Regions from separate parts of the Homo sapiens genome. Here all the other regions are linked to region 1. A link is a contact called in ENCODE Hi-C data. All regions are on one chromosome and are shown on one strand. The core of a region is the stretch at or near the end of the contact, and the rest is flanking DNA. Distances in the headings are between cores, read along the strand shown. Region 1 holds the start of MRPS34 (mitochondrial ribosomal protein S34). Region 2 holds the start of CCNF (cyclin F). Region 3 holds the start of ABCA3 (ATP binding cassette subfamily A member 3).

Region 1 (3,901 bases), core at 1,052-3,551:
CAGGGGGAGGCCGGACGGGGCTGGGACCGTCCCCGGGGCGGGCCTTACTTGCCAACCTCGATGCAGAAATCCCCGCGGATGGTGCCGGGCGGGGCGTCGGCCGGGTTCGTGGCTCCGATGAGCGCCCGCGAGGTGCGCACCACGTCCAGCCCCTGCCATACCTGTGCGGAGGAACGGGCGCGGTATCACGCGGGGGTGGGGGTCCCGGAGCCGCCCGCCCGCTTCCCGGATACTCACCATGGCCACCACCGGCCCGGAGGCCATATACTTGACAAGGCGGCCGTAGAACGGGCGTTCACGCAGCTCGGCGTAGTGCTCACGCAGCAGCTCCTCGGAGGCCTGCGGAAGGGTCAGGCCGCCTGCGCCCGCACCCGGCACCTAGGCGTCCCCAGGTCCCCGCTCCCCTTCCCCCCACACCGCGCCCCCGCTCGCTCACCGCGCCCCCACCTGCACCAGCTTCAGCGCCACCAACTTGAAGCCCTTCCTCTCGAAGCGCCGCACAATCTCGCCCACCAGCCGCCGCTGCACGCCGTCCGGCTTCACGGCCAGGAAGGTGCGTTCGTGTGCGCCGGTGCAGGCTGCGGGGCAGGCGGGGACGGGCCGTCAGGCCGGCCCAGCACCGGCCACCCGCCCCCGGCCCGCGCCGCGCGGCTCACCCGCGGGGAAGAGGTTAGCGAAGATGGTCAGCACCAGGCAGATCATGATGGCGGTGCGGGAGCGGGATCCGCGGGGCGGGGCGGTGGCGCCCGGGGCGGGGCCTGCGCTTAAAGAGGCCTGGTCGGGGCGCTGCGGCCTCCGCGGGGAGGCTGCTTCACTTGCACCCCGGAACCCGGCAGCCGTGGGGGGCCGGAGGGCAGCTGCGGAGGCCAAGTCTCCTCCAGCAGCTCGGACACTAACTGTATCCCCCACAACCCGCCCAGGTGGTTCCACCCACGCGGCGCCCTGCTCCGCACCGCCCGAACCCCGCCCCCCCCGCGCCCCCCCGGCCAGGGCCACGACCACAGCGTCAGCCCTTCTCTCCCCGGTCCTAAAGACAGAGCGCAAAGACACCACGACCCTGGGTACTTCTTTTCTCTTTATTCCCTTTCATAGCTTCTGCCGGGATCCAGGCAGAGAGAGCACTAATGGGGGAAAGGGAGCGAGCGCTTCCCGCTTTCCCCAGCGTGGGCCCTCGGAGTTGGGTGTGGGGGCAGCAGGGCCAGAGGAAAGGCACAGGTGGCGATTTGCCCCAGCCCTCCCCCCTAAGATGCAGACCCTCAGAACACGTCGCGGAAGGTGAGCTCCCTGCTCCGAGAGGCAGACTCGGGTGTAACGCAAAGACGGTTTCTTTCATCAATAAGGTCCCCACTGCCTCACAGCCCCTAAGGCCACCCGCTGGTTCTGGCATTCTAGACGGGGGTGCCCTTGGCCCTTCCTTTGTCTTCCTGTTTTGCAGGGTAATCCCAGGGTTCCATGCGTATCCTCTGCACATTCAGCATGGGCTCCTCGGTGCTTGTGTCTCCATTTTTCTGTCGTTCTGCGATAATCATGGCCCGGAGGAGAGGCGGGTACGGCACGGAGGCCAGGCTGTCTTCCGGCGCCGGCGTGAACGCGGTGAAGGCCTCCTCCTCGTGCTTGGGCACCAGCCGCCAGTCATGGTACATGACGTGTTCGATCTCCCGCGCCTCGCTCTCAGTCTTCCCTGATGAAGAAAAAGAGGCGTCTGCACACACTTGCTGTGCCGTCGGCGGTCGGCATCGAACTGCCGGGCACCCGCTCTCCCGAGCCTTACCTTTGAAGGTCAGGATGCCCCAGGCCTTCCCGTGGTCCAAGTTCTGCAAAGCCAGAAGGAAGCGGGGTCAGCTCGCAAAGCTCTCGGCCCCCGAGGTCAGGAGGTGGGAGCCTCAGCCACGCAAACCTGCAGGGAGGAGGGGAGGCGGGGAGACCAGGCGGCTGCAGGGGCGGGGTGCGGACGGGGTGCACGCACCTGCGCCGTGTAGTCGGGCCGCACCCGCGTGAGGCGCCAGTAGCACGGCTCGTCGTGCTGCCACAGCCAGGACTTGCGCGTGACCAGGCGGCCCAGGCCGAAGAGCGGGAGGCGGCCGAGCAGCTGCAAGAGGCGGCTCTCGCGGCGCACGTCGGCCCAGGCCCGGACCGGCAGCCGGCGTCCAGAGAACGGCCGCGTCAAGGTCTCGTAGTCCACCGCGTAGAGCTGGGAGTCGCGCGGCCTGTTCAGTTGCTCCCGCAGGGCGCGCACGCGGCGGGCCAGCTCCGCGATCAGCCGCGGACGCACCTTCTTCCGCGCCATGGCGGGTCCGCGTCCTCAGCGGTCCGGCCGGAAGTCACCGGAAGAGGCCGGTGTCCCAGGCTAAAGTGTTCGGTCGCGGCCGGAAGCGAGGAAGAGGTCGGTCCGGCCATGGCGCGGGTTGGACCCGGGAGGGCGGGGGTCTCTTGCCAGGGCCGGGGCCGGGGACGGGGCGGGAGCGGTCAGCGGCGACCTCCAACCTGGGAGATCTCAGACTCCGACGCTGAGGACTCCGCCGGCTCGGAGGCCGCCGCGAGAGCCCGGGACCCAGCGGGTGAGCGCAGGGCGGCTGCCGAGGCGTTGCGGCTGCTGCGGCCGGAGCAGGTCCTGAAGCGCCTCGCGGTGTGCGTGGACACAGGTGCGGCGGAGGGCACGGGCGATACTCGGGGTAGGAAAGGCCTTTCTCCGCCAGGCGGCGCCCTCTGTCCGACTGGGCGGGGCGCGCGTGCCGAGGGGCCTGGGGCCGGGCCCGCCTCCCAGTCGGGGGTTTGTGCCGAATGGAGACTCCCCGGTCCGGCCACCCGCCCAGGTAGGGCGCTCGCGAGGGTGGAAGGAAGCAGTGACCGCGCTCCTCTCCCCCGGTCCCAGCCATCCTGGAAGACGCCGGTGCCGACGTCCTGATGGAGGCCCTGGAGGCCCTGGGCTGCGAGTGCCGCATCGAGCCCCAGCGCCCGGCCCGCAGCCTGCGGTGGACCCGAGCGAGTCCCGACCCCTGCCCCCGCAGCGTGAGTGGTCGCGGGTTCCCGAGGGCCAGCCGCGAGTTGGCTGTTTTGCTTCCATGATTTCAGCCCTGGAGCTGTCCCTGAGGCAGCTGCCCTGGGCCGTGCGCGTCTCGCGGATGGGTAAAGCAAGGATGGAGAACGGGAAGTGGAGGTGCCCAAGCCGTTCTGCTGGTATAGAGCCGAGCTGGCTGGAGAAGGTTCCGTCTCGATTCAGGCTGTGGTCTGGATTCCTGCCAGCCACAGAGACCTGGCCTGAGCTTGGCCTTGGCAGGAAAGGGAACACTGGGCTTCTGTAGAGCAGGCCTGTCAGGGCCTGGGCTTGGCTGGGGCCACGAACCGCTTTGCTGCTGGACTGCCCAGGCAGGGCCCCTGGGGCACCCGGGGTTGAGACAGGCAGCAGCGCGTCCCCATGTCCCCACAGCTGCCTCCTGAAGTGTGGGCTGCAGGTGAACAGGAATTGCTGCTGCTGCTGGAGCCCGAGGAGTTTCTGCAGGGCGTCGCCACACTGACCCAGGTGCTCGGGTGGTGGCAGTAGTCCCTCTCTAATCAGGAGGGGTGGGTTCCCAGCCGGGAGGCGCCTGCTCCGCCGGTCCCTGCCCCTGTAGACGGGGCTGGAGGGGGCATGGGGCAGGCCAGGACTCCTCTCTGATCCAAAGCCGTAGAGGTTTCTAGGGTGAGATGGAGAAAGCTCCTGGGCACCTGCGGAGGCTACAGCTGCTCCTAGAGGATCCTGAGAAGTGTCAGGAGGCCGGGGTCCGGGCAGTAGGCTGCAGGCTTCGTCCTCTGACAGCAGACAGCCTGGCCCCTGCCTGCGGGGAGCAGTGCTCAGGTGCTGTGGTGCCAGGTAGCGTGGGGTTAGGCTAGACCCCCTGCCAGGTCCCTGTGTCCCAGGATC
Region 2 (3,901 bases), core at 1,031-3,530, 660 kb after region 1:
TTCTGAGACGGGCTCCATCCCGTGGCCTTTCTCTCTCTGTGGAGTTCACTCTGCCCCTTGCCACAGGCCCCTCAGCTCCTCTCTGGGAAGTGCAGATGCTGGTCTCTGCCCCTTCTCAGCCAGGACTCAGGAAAGGGTCATGCACAGGCCTTGCCTATGGTTCCTGCACCCCTTGCCCAGAACAACGGCGTTGCACACCCATGGTCGCCAACCCACCCTCCTCAGTCCTCGTTTCAGGTGACTGCTCCCTGTGATGAAAGCCACTCCCTGGGCTCCCATATCCAGCTCTCATTCCTCCCATGCCCCTCTCTGCCTCCACTGAAGGCCCATCTTCTTCTCTGAATGTGGGATTTCTCAGGCTCCCAAGCTACTTCACTTTCCCTTCTCTCCCCTGCCCCTCACTACCCATAACGTTTTCAACCGACACCTCATTCCACCAGGAATTTCCCTGAGCTCCTAACAGTTTAGACTTTTCCAACAAGGTCTCACCTTCCTGAAGCCCAGTGGGAAACGGGCCCACACCCTGGAGGAGCCACTTATCACCCCAGGGCAGCCCTGGAGGCTCCCACTGCCAGTGCAGGGTGTGGGGCGAGAGCAGGCATGGCTGCAGTCAAGACAACTCCTGCTCCCTGAAAAAGAAATTTGCCTGTCCATGTTGAAAGGAGAGTGATCAGGACACAAAGCACAGGATAGAGCTAAACAACAACCTAGGGACCAAGGATGCTGTTCTAGATTCTAGAGGCAGCTGGTGTGGCTAATGTGCTCATGGCTGGCTCTAGTTGATTAATCCCTTCAAGATGCTATGGAAGCTAACCCTGAAAGTGCACCTCTGCCCTAGGGGGAGACAGGTAACAGTGACAAAGTAGGAAACAGTAACCCAGGAGGACAAAAGTGAGATAAGGGGATAATAAATCTGGGGGCTGAGAACATGGGACATCTGGGGAGCAGGCCCCAAACTCGCTCAGCCTGTCCTCTCTTCACCCTCCTTCACCCGCTTCCTGATTCCGGGACAGGGAATATTCCCAACTTCCAGACCCTCTCTGGGGCCACGGACTCTTCTGTACCCTGTGCTGTGATCACCTGTTTACTCTGTCTCTTGCCCCAGGCCGGCTGAAGCCTGCACGCCAGGGCTCCTGTCTGTGTGCCCAGGGCAGGCCCAGTACTTGAAGGAGTTCTATGGGGACCCGGAAGGATGGAAGGGTGCAGACTGAGGGAAGCGTGAGGGAGGGGTGGGCAGCCTTGGCCCAGGCCCCTGCCTTCCCCAGGAAAAGCCCCCTCTGTCCTCCACCAGACAGTCAGGAGGCTGCGAGTCTTCCCCTTGACAGCCTGTGCCGTAAAAGGGGTGCGGTGTGGCTGACTCCTGAAGGACAGCTCAGATGGGCACTGCCCAAGACAAGAGTGAGCAGATACGACACTTCCCGCGGCGAGCAGCTCCAGGTAGCAGCCGAGGAGGCCAGACAGGGGGCAGCATCTGGCCAAAGTGATGGGGAGGGCTTGCCCCGGGGCTGGAGCACTGAGGCGTCCAGGGTGCGCCACGTTTCGCGGGAAGAAGGGGTCAGCGTTCCGCGGGGGAGACTTCCCAGCGTCAGCTCCGACCTCCTCTTTCTCTACCACGATCCCGGCCAGCATCCCCGCCCAGCAGCGGCTCAGCCACAAACCCAAGGGTCTCCACCTGAAGCAGGCGGCGGAAGGGAAGGCCGTGCAAGCTGGGGGTGAGGGTCGCGGGCCCAGGAGCGACCCCGGGACCCGGGCAGGGCACGGCCTCGTCTTAGAAGCGCCACGTCGAGGCTGTCCCAGGCTGGATCACGGCCGCGACTGCGAGGGACGCCAAGGAGTCCTCTTTCCCCTGGCCGCAGGCGTGCGCCTTCGCAGCCCATCTGGCACCGCAGATGCCGGTCGCCGGGGTCAGCGGCGAAGCCCGAACCCATGCGGCCGGGAGGGGACGCCCACAAACCCCTGCCCGCCGGCCGGGAAGCGCTCCTACGGGACCCCAGCCCCGTTGGGGAGGCGGGGCGGCCACGCGGGTTCCACCAATCAGCGGCCAATGTTCGAATTCGCGTCCTGGCGCGGCCAATGGCGGGTCCCGGAGCAGGCGGGGAGGGCGTGGAGGGCGGTAAATGAGGCGAGCACAGGGCGGGACATGGGCGGGGCCGGCGGCGGCCCCCCCGGGCAGGCCAATGGGAGGGCCGGGTGCGTTTGAAAACTGGGGTGGGCGGCGGGGCGGGGTCTGCGCCTGCGCGAGGGCTACGCGCGCTCCGGCCGGGGCGCGGGCGCGCTCTCAGGCGGGCTCCGGCGGCAGCGACGCGAGCGCGGCGATGGGGAGCGGCGGCGGTGAGTGCGGGGCGATGTCCGCTGGTTTCTGCCCCACACCCCTTCTGCCTGCCCTGCGGGGCGGACGGTGGGTCCCGCGGGAGGGGAGGCCCTGGCGGCCTGAAGAGGGCTGGCTCGAGCTCTTTAACCCGGGGCGGATGTCGCGTCCCGCGCAGGGAGCCCCGGCGGCCGGGCGCGCGGTTTAAATGCCCGGCGGGCGCCCGAGCCCCTCGGAGCCTTCCCCCGCGGCGACGTTTTCCGGCCCTTTCCTGGGGCAACGATCGGGTCCCGGGGCAGCGATCCGGCGATCGGGTCCCGGGGCGGCGATCGGGTCTCGGGGAGCCAAACACCAGCGCCTCCTGGTCGGGGAAAGGGCTGCGGAGCGCGTGGGGGCGAAGCGATCCCGCAGCCCGGCCGGGCCCTGACCGAGCCTCAGTCCAGCGGGGCCGTGGACCTAGCTCTGTGGAAAGCAGCGTTCGGCCCCGCGCGCGTTGAGGCACAGGAAACACGAACTGTGGTTTCAGCTATTATCATAGTATCTGTCCTGGAGCCGGAGAATGAGGAATATTTTATGGAGAGGTCTATAGAATCTTTGAGAATTCGTCGCCCTGGAATACGTTTGGCTTTTGCAGCTGATTTAATTGCTAACAGGAAGACCCCGGTCAAGAGAGGGGAGCCGGGAGCAATCGCTAGGAAGTCCTAGCAAGGCGGGGAGGGATTTGGGCCCACAGAGGGGAGTGGCGCTTCCTTTCAGGACTGGAAGGAAGGATGGATAGAAAGGTAGATTTGTAGATGGGGAGGCAGGATCCTGAGGTTCCTGTCTGAGGGCTTCTGTTTCCCTGTGAAATAAGGGCTAAGGTCATCTGCTTAGAGTGAGGAAGGGGTTGCTGGAGTAGGAGTTGGAAAATCCGGCTGTGGGAAGAGGAGAGAGCACATCTGAGAAGCATGTCCGGGCTGCCTGCCTGGTGGGTGGAATGCCCGTCTCACCTTTAATGATTGCATCTGTACACAAACCTACAGGTCTAGGTTTGTGTTGGGACCTGAGCAACAACCTTACTGCGTAGCTGTCAACTCCGCATTCTACAATAGAGGGCACACTGAGACTCTGCAGAGCTGAGACTTGGACGCACACTGCCCCGGCCTCCAAGTCTGTGGCTTCTCTCCAGGGCCGACCCTTCTAATTTGGACTTGAAAACCAGACTCTTCAAGCCCACAGATCTTTATTGAACATTATGCACCTTGGTCACGTGTGCAAAAAGCAAAGCTATCCAGCAAAGGCCCCAGGAGTTTTCCTGAGAGTGAAATAGAAGGAAAACCGTCCTCAGCTTCGGCAGCTTTTTCCCCTTCCTGCCTGTCATGTGGGCTCTGGATCAGAAAGTTTCCCAATAGCCAAGTTACATGACATGCGCTATTTGCCATAAATATTTGTTGAATATTTGAAAATGAATGATCTCTTCTGTAATTTGTGCAATGCCACTCCTTTACATAATCTTTGTTTGGGACAAGAAGCATAGTTCCATCTTTTGTGGCACAGGGAATAGTAACCATTAGATCATCTTCAGATGTAACTTTTATCCTTTTTTTTTCCCTT
Region 3 (3,901 bases), core at 160-2,659, 570 kb after region 1:
GGTCAGAATGGTGGTAAGTCACTTTAGGAAGGGAGAGACGTCGTCCTGTTTTTCAGGTAGAGTTAGCAAAGGTTCAATTTAAAAGAAAAATTATCTAAGAAGTTAAAAATGAAAGTGTGGGGGAGATTCCCATGACATCCATTTTTATCTATTTTTCCCTTTCTCTTACATTTCTCATGAGGCAAACTTTCTAAAACAGTCTTAGTCTTTTCAAGTTTACAAAAGGCAGCGCCCAGACTATCTGAATAAAATGACGGGATGCCCAGGAGAAGAGTGAACCTCTCCCACGTGCTCCCTGCCTGGGCTCCATGCTGTCGCGGGGTCTCGGCTACTCACTCAGCGGGCATTTCTGGAGTTCCAGGAACACAAACCCCAACAAGATCCAATCGACGCCTTCCCGGAGTGCACAGTCCAGGACGTAACCCGGAGAACAAGCGGCAATTACCCCCTGAGGACATGGCTTCATCTGTGCGACAGACACCAAGCGCCTTCCCCACGCCCCTGACCATAAGGCCGTCCCGGCCCTTCTGAAGCGTGGAGCCGGCTTGGAACAGAGCCAAGACACACGGACGCGATGCACACAGGCGTCCTGACCGAGGGCGCCGAGAACGCGGCCTCCGGCGACTGCCACAAGCCCCTCCGCCTGGACTAGCGGCTCCCCTTTCCCGTTCCCACACAGTGGAGGGCGCAGCAAACGCCCGCCGCGGACCGTGGGCCTTGGATTCGGATTTGGAGGCTCCTCGGAACCAGAGGGTGGGAGCAGGCGGAATCCAACCCGGGCGGCTTTGCCACCGCGCGCCCGGCATCCCTGCGGCCGGAAAGCGGCGCCATCTCCGCAAGTGCGCGGCGGACGCCTGCATCCCTCGGGGCCGGGGCTGTCGGTCGCTACATATCCACCTTCTGGGCGCACACAGAGGGCCCGGGCCGTGCCGAGTCTCCGCAGGGTCGAGCTTCCCCGCGCGGCGCGGGCTCAGGCACTGCCCGCAGTGCGGGACACGCCCAAGGCTCGGATGGGAGCCGACGCTGAGGGAGCGGCACCTGCAGGGAGCGCCCGGAGCCGAGGCCGCGGCAGGAGGGGCGGGCGCGGGCGCGGCCGGAGGGGATGCGGGGTCGCGGGAGGGGCCCGCAGGCCAGGCCGGAGCTGGGGGGGGCCCGAGGCCCGAGCTGGCCGGCGAGGGTGGGAAGGGCGGACCCGGGTGGGGACCGCAAGCCCCGGGAACGAGCGCGCGAGCGGCGGGTCCCGGCGGCACTCACCGAGCCTGGGCGCCGGGGCGGCGGCGGCCGGCGCGCGGCCCTCTCGCGGGGTCCCCTCCCTCGGCCACCCGGGCTCCGCTCCAGCCTCGCAGTGGCGGCGGCACTGACAGCTGCGTGGCCGCCCTGGAGGGGAGGGTGCGCCTGCAACCCGCTACTGGCGGACGCAGCGGCCGCTCCGGCTCCTGCAGGGGGCGCCGCGGATGGCGCGTGCGCAGTCGGCCGCCCCTGCAGGTGCCCGGTCCACCCCCGGCCGCCTCGGCCGCTCCGGCCAGCCCAACCCCGCGCCTGCGCGGTGCCCCCTGCATGTCGCCCATGCCCGGCAGAGGGCGCTCTGACTTGCGCGTGCGCAGTCAGCCACCCTGCGAGTACGCGGTTCGCACCCGGCCGCGCGGCAGCCCGTGCTTGCGCACTGCTCTGTGCCCGCGCCTATGTCCAGCAGGGGGCGCGCAGCGGCGGTAGCCGAGCGAGGGCGCGGTGGCCTCTGACAGGAATGACTCTGCGCACGTGCGTTTCGCAGCAGTGGAAGTCTTCACACCCGGAAACTCGACTTTGGCCGTTTCTCCATTTCTCCTCACGCACTGTCTTTCCTTGGGCCCTCGTCACTCCTGGCACCGGGGGAAGGGCTTCCCCGCCTCTGGCCGGGCGCTGGGGCGCGACCGAAGGCGAGGCGGCGGCGAGGAACCTTCTGGAATTCGGCCGTCGGGGCAGGCGTCGAGTTTACAGGAGAAGGCGCGGTGTCCCGGGATGAGCGGAGTCGCCCTCACTTAAGGAGCGAGGGAGGCCTCGGGGGTCCCCAGCCGGGTAGGAGTCACCTCAGGCAGGAGGGCCCGGCCTTGTCGGGGTCACCTGGCGGGAGGGTCCCGGGGTGGGGCGGGGCCGCCTGTGAGGAGGGTCCAGAGAGGGTCGGGGTCACCTGAGGGGAGGGTGGGGGGGTTCGGGGATGGTTGGGGTCACCCGACGGGATGGTCCGGGGAGGGTCGGGTTCACCTGAGGGGAGGGTCGGGGAGGGTCCGGAGAGGGTCGGGGTCACCTGAGGAGGTGGTCCGGAGAGGGTCGGGGTCACCTCACGGAGCGAGCGGAACGGGGTCACCTGGAGGGAGTGTCCAGGGCGGGGGCCCTGCAGGGAGTCGCCTGCAGGGAGGGTCCCGGGCGTGTCACATTAGGCGGTCCCAGGGACGGGTCGCGGTCTAACGGGACGGGAGTGGGGAGGTGGGTCGGGGTGTCCCTGGGCCGGACCGGGTCGTGGGACTGGGTCGCCCCAGGCAGGAGAGCCTGGGAGGGGCGGGCCCCCTTGGCGTGGCAGGGAGAGGTGGAGTGAGGGACTCCCGGGCTCCAGCATGAGGGCGGGCGCCGCGCGGGGCCGACAGTTGCCGCGGGCCGGGGCCAATGGGTCCCCGAGCGCCGCCAGCGGCCGGACCACAGTGAGGTGCGTCCGTGGTCCCGGCGCCCCGGGTGAGGGAGGGCTGCTGCCGGTCCTGCCGCTGGGAGCCGCCTGCGACCCGCACCGCCAGCCCCGCGCCCAGCCAGCCGCCGGCACCACGACCCGACGGCCCCGACCTAATGCAACGCCCCGGGCCGGGGGCGGAAATCGCCCACCCCCAAGAGTCCTGATGGAGTAGGGTTTGAGCGGCTCGTTCCCCATTTTACTGTGTACATAGCACCTTTCACTCTGATGATGTTCTGGATAGCCCATTCCGCGAGCAAAGGGACTTCGTCAGGTTCATGCCTAGATCCAGGGTCCTAGAGTGCCTGGGGCGGAGGAGGCTCATGCTAAATAATTTGTTCAGTGGAATCACAGAGACCTGGCTTCAGATCTTGACCCACCAATTAATGTAGACATGTCATTTTATCTTTCTGAGTCTCAATTTCCTATCCCTAAAATTGAAATTATAATAATAGTAATTAATAATAATAGCAAACTCAAAGGTTTTTTGTTGGTGTATTCTTTTCTTTTTTGGGTCAAATGAGAAAATGCATGTTTAAGTGCTTACTACAATACCTGACACATAAATGCCAAATAAATGGTAGTATATAATGTGAGTATAGCTAGGGATTTACATAGCCTAGTCTCCGTAATGAGCATACAGGGGGAAAAAAAACCCCAAACAATTGAATGCAGTTACAGGATGGGTGGGGGAGTGGATTATTAATGCGCTGCAAACATCCTAAAAACCCCCTTTCCCCATCAGTCTTCACAGACTGCAACACCCCATCCAAAATGTCTTCCCCATTCTCTGCTTCGTCCCAGAAAATGATGTGAACTTGGCTGCTTGGCCCTGTCTTCACCCGGTCATATCCTCAGTCATTTTTCTTTCCAAAACCAATCCTTGCCATTTCCAAATTGAATTTGTTAGACCTTGCACGTTTTTCCGGCCTTTTCAAAACTGGATCCCAATTCTCTGTAACCAAATCCAGTACCAGAACTGGCTGACTCAGAATTTACCTTAGATGGAAGATAGGGTAGGAATTTTGGAAGAAGGATGACCTTACAGATCAAGACAGACAATTGCAGGGTACTAATTTTATATCTTTTTTCTTAACTCTGCCAGGTTAATTGTTAATTATTATAATCACAATCATGAGGTGGGAGGGTGTGAAGGCCACTGGGAAAAGTATCTTATGCCCAAAAATTTCAGGCTCTGAACTG

What was found. Hi-C counts contacts between places; a loop is a spot of excess contacts on that map. Pooled maps may share reads with other maps.
Region 2: a loop to region 1 is called in a pooled map, with 5 times the contacts of the local background. The contact joins the promoter of CCNF here to the promoter of MRPS34 in region 1. A Hi-C loop is called at or near these places in 7 of 50 pooled maps.
Region 3: a pooled map shows a loop between it and region 1 (5-fold over the local background). The contact joins the promoter of ABCA3 here to the promoter of MRPS34 in region 1. A Hi-C loop is called at or near these places in 4 of 50 pooled maps.

What each region holds. Positions count from the first base shown.
Region 1 is chr16:1,770,833-1,774,733 of GRCh38, forward strand. It overlaps MRPS34 (mitochondrial ribosomal protein S34), which reads right to left and starts at 2,302. Exons shown (of 3, transcript NM_023936.2): 1 at 1,967-2,302; 2 at 1,772-1,814; 3 at 1,063-1,681. The coding sequence starts at 2,287. The coding sequence ends at 1,389. It overlaps EME2 (essential meiotic structure-specific endonuclease subunit 2), which reads left to right and starts at 1,978. Exons shown (of 8, transcript NM_001257370.2): 1 at 1,978-2,642; 2 at 2,873-3,009; 3 at 3,428-3,520. The coding sequence starts at 2,396. NME3 (NME/NM23 nucleoside diphosphate kinase 3) reads right to left here and starts at 711. Exons shown (of 5, transcript NM_002513.3): 1 at 657-711; 2 at 448-578; 3 at 238-339; 4 at 49-161. The coding sequence starts at 702. RefSeq lists silencers at 1,917-2,056, 2,417-2,516, 2,547-2,856, 2,867-2,976, 2,987-3,046 and 2 more and enhancers at 1,347-1,436, 2,227-2,366, 3,224-3,901.
Region 2 is chr16:2,427,167-2,431,067 of GRCh38, forward strand. It overlaps CCNF (cyclin F), which reads left to right and starts at 2,281. Exons shown (of 17, transcript NM_001761.3): 1 at 2,281-2,331. The coding sequence starts at 2,316. RefSeq lists enhancers at 1,342-1,921, 1,357-1,536 and silencers at 1,747-2,596, 2,607-2,656.
Region 3 is chr16:2,339,319-2,343,219 of GRCh38, forward strand. It overlaps ABCA3 (ATP binding cassette subfamily A member 3), which reads right to left and starts at 1,410. Exons shown (of 33, transcript NM_001089.3): 1 at 1,255-1,410. It also overlaps the pseudogene ABCA17P. RefSeq lists silencers at 1,031-1,090, 1,261-1,720.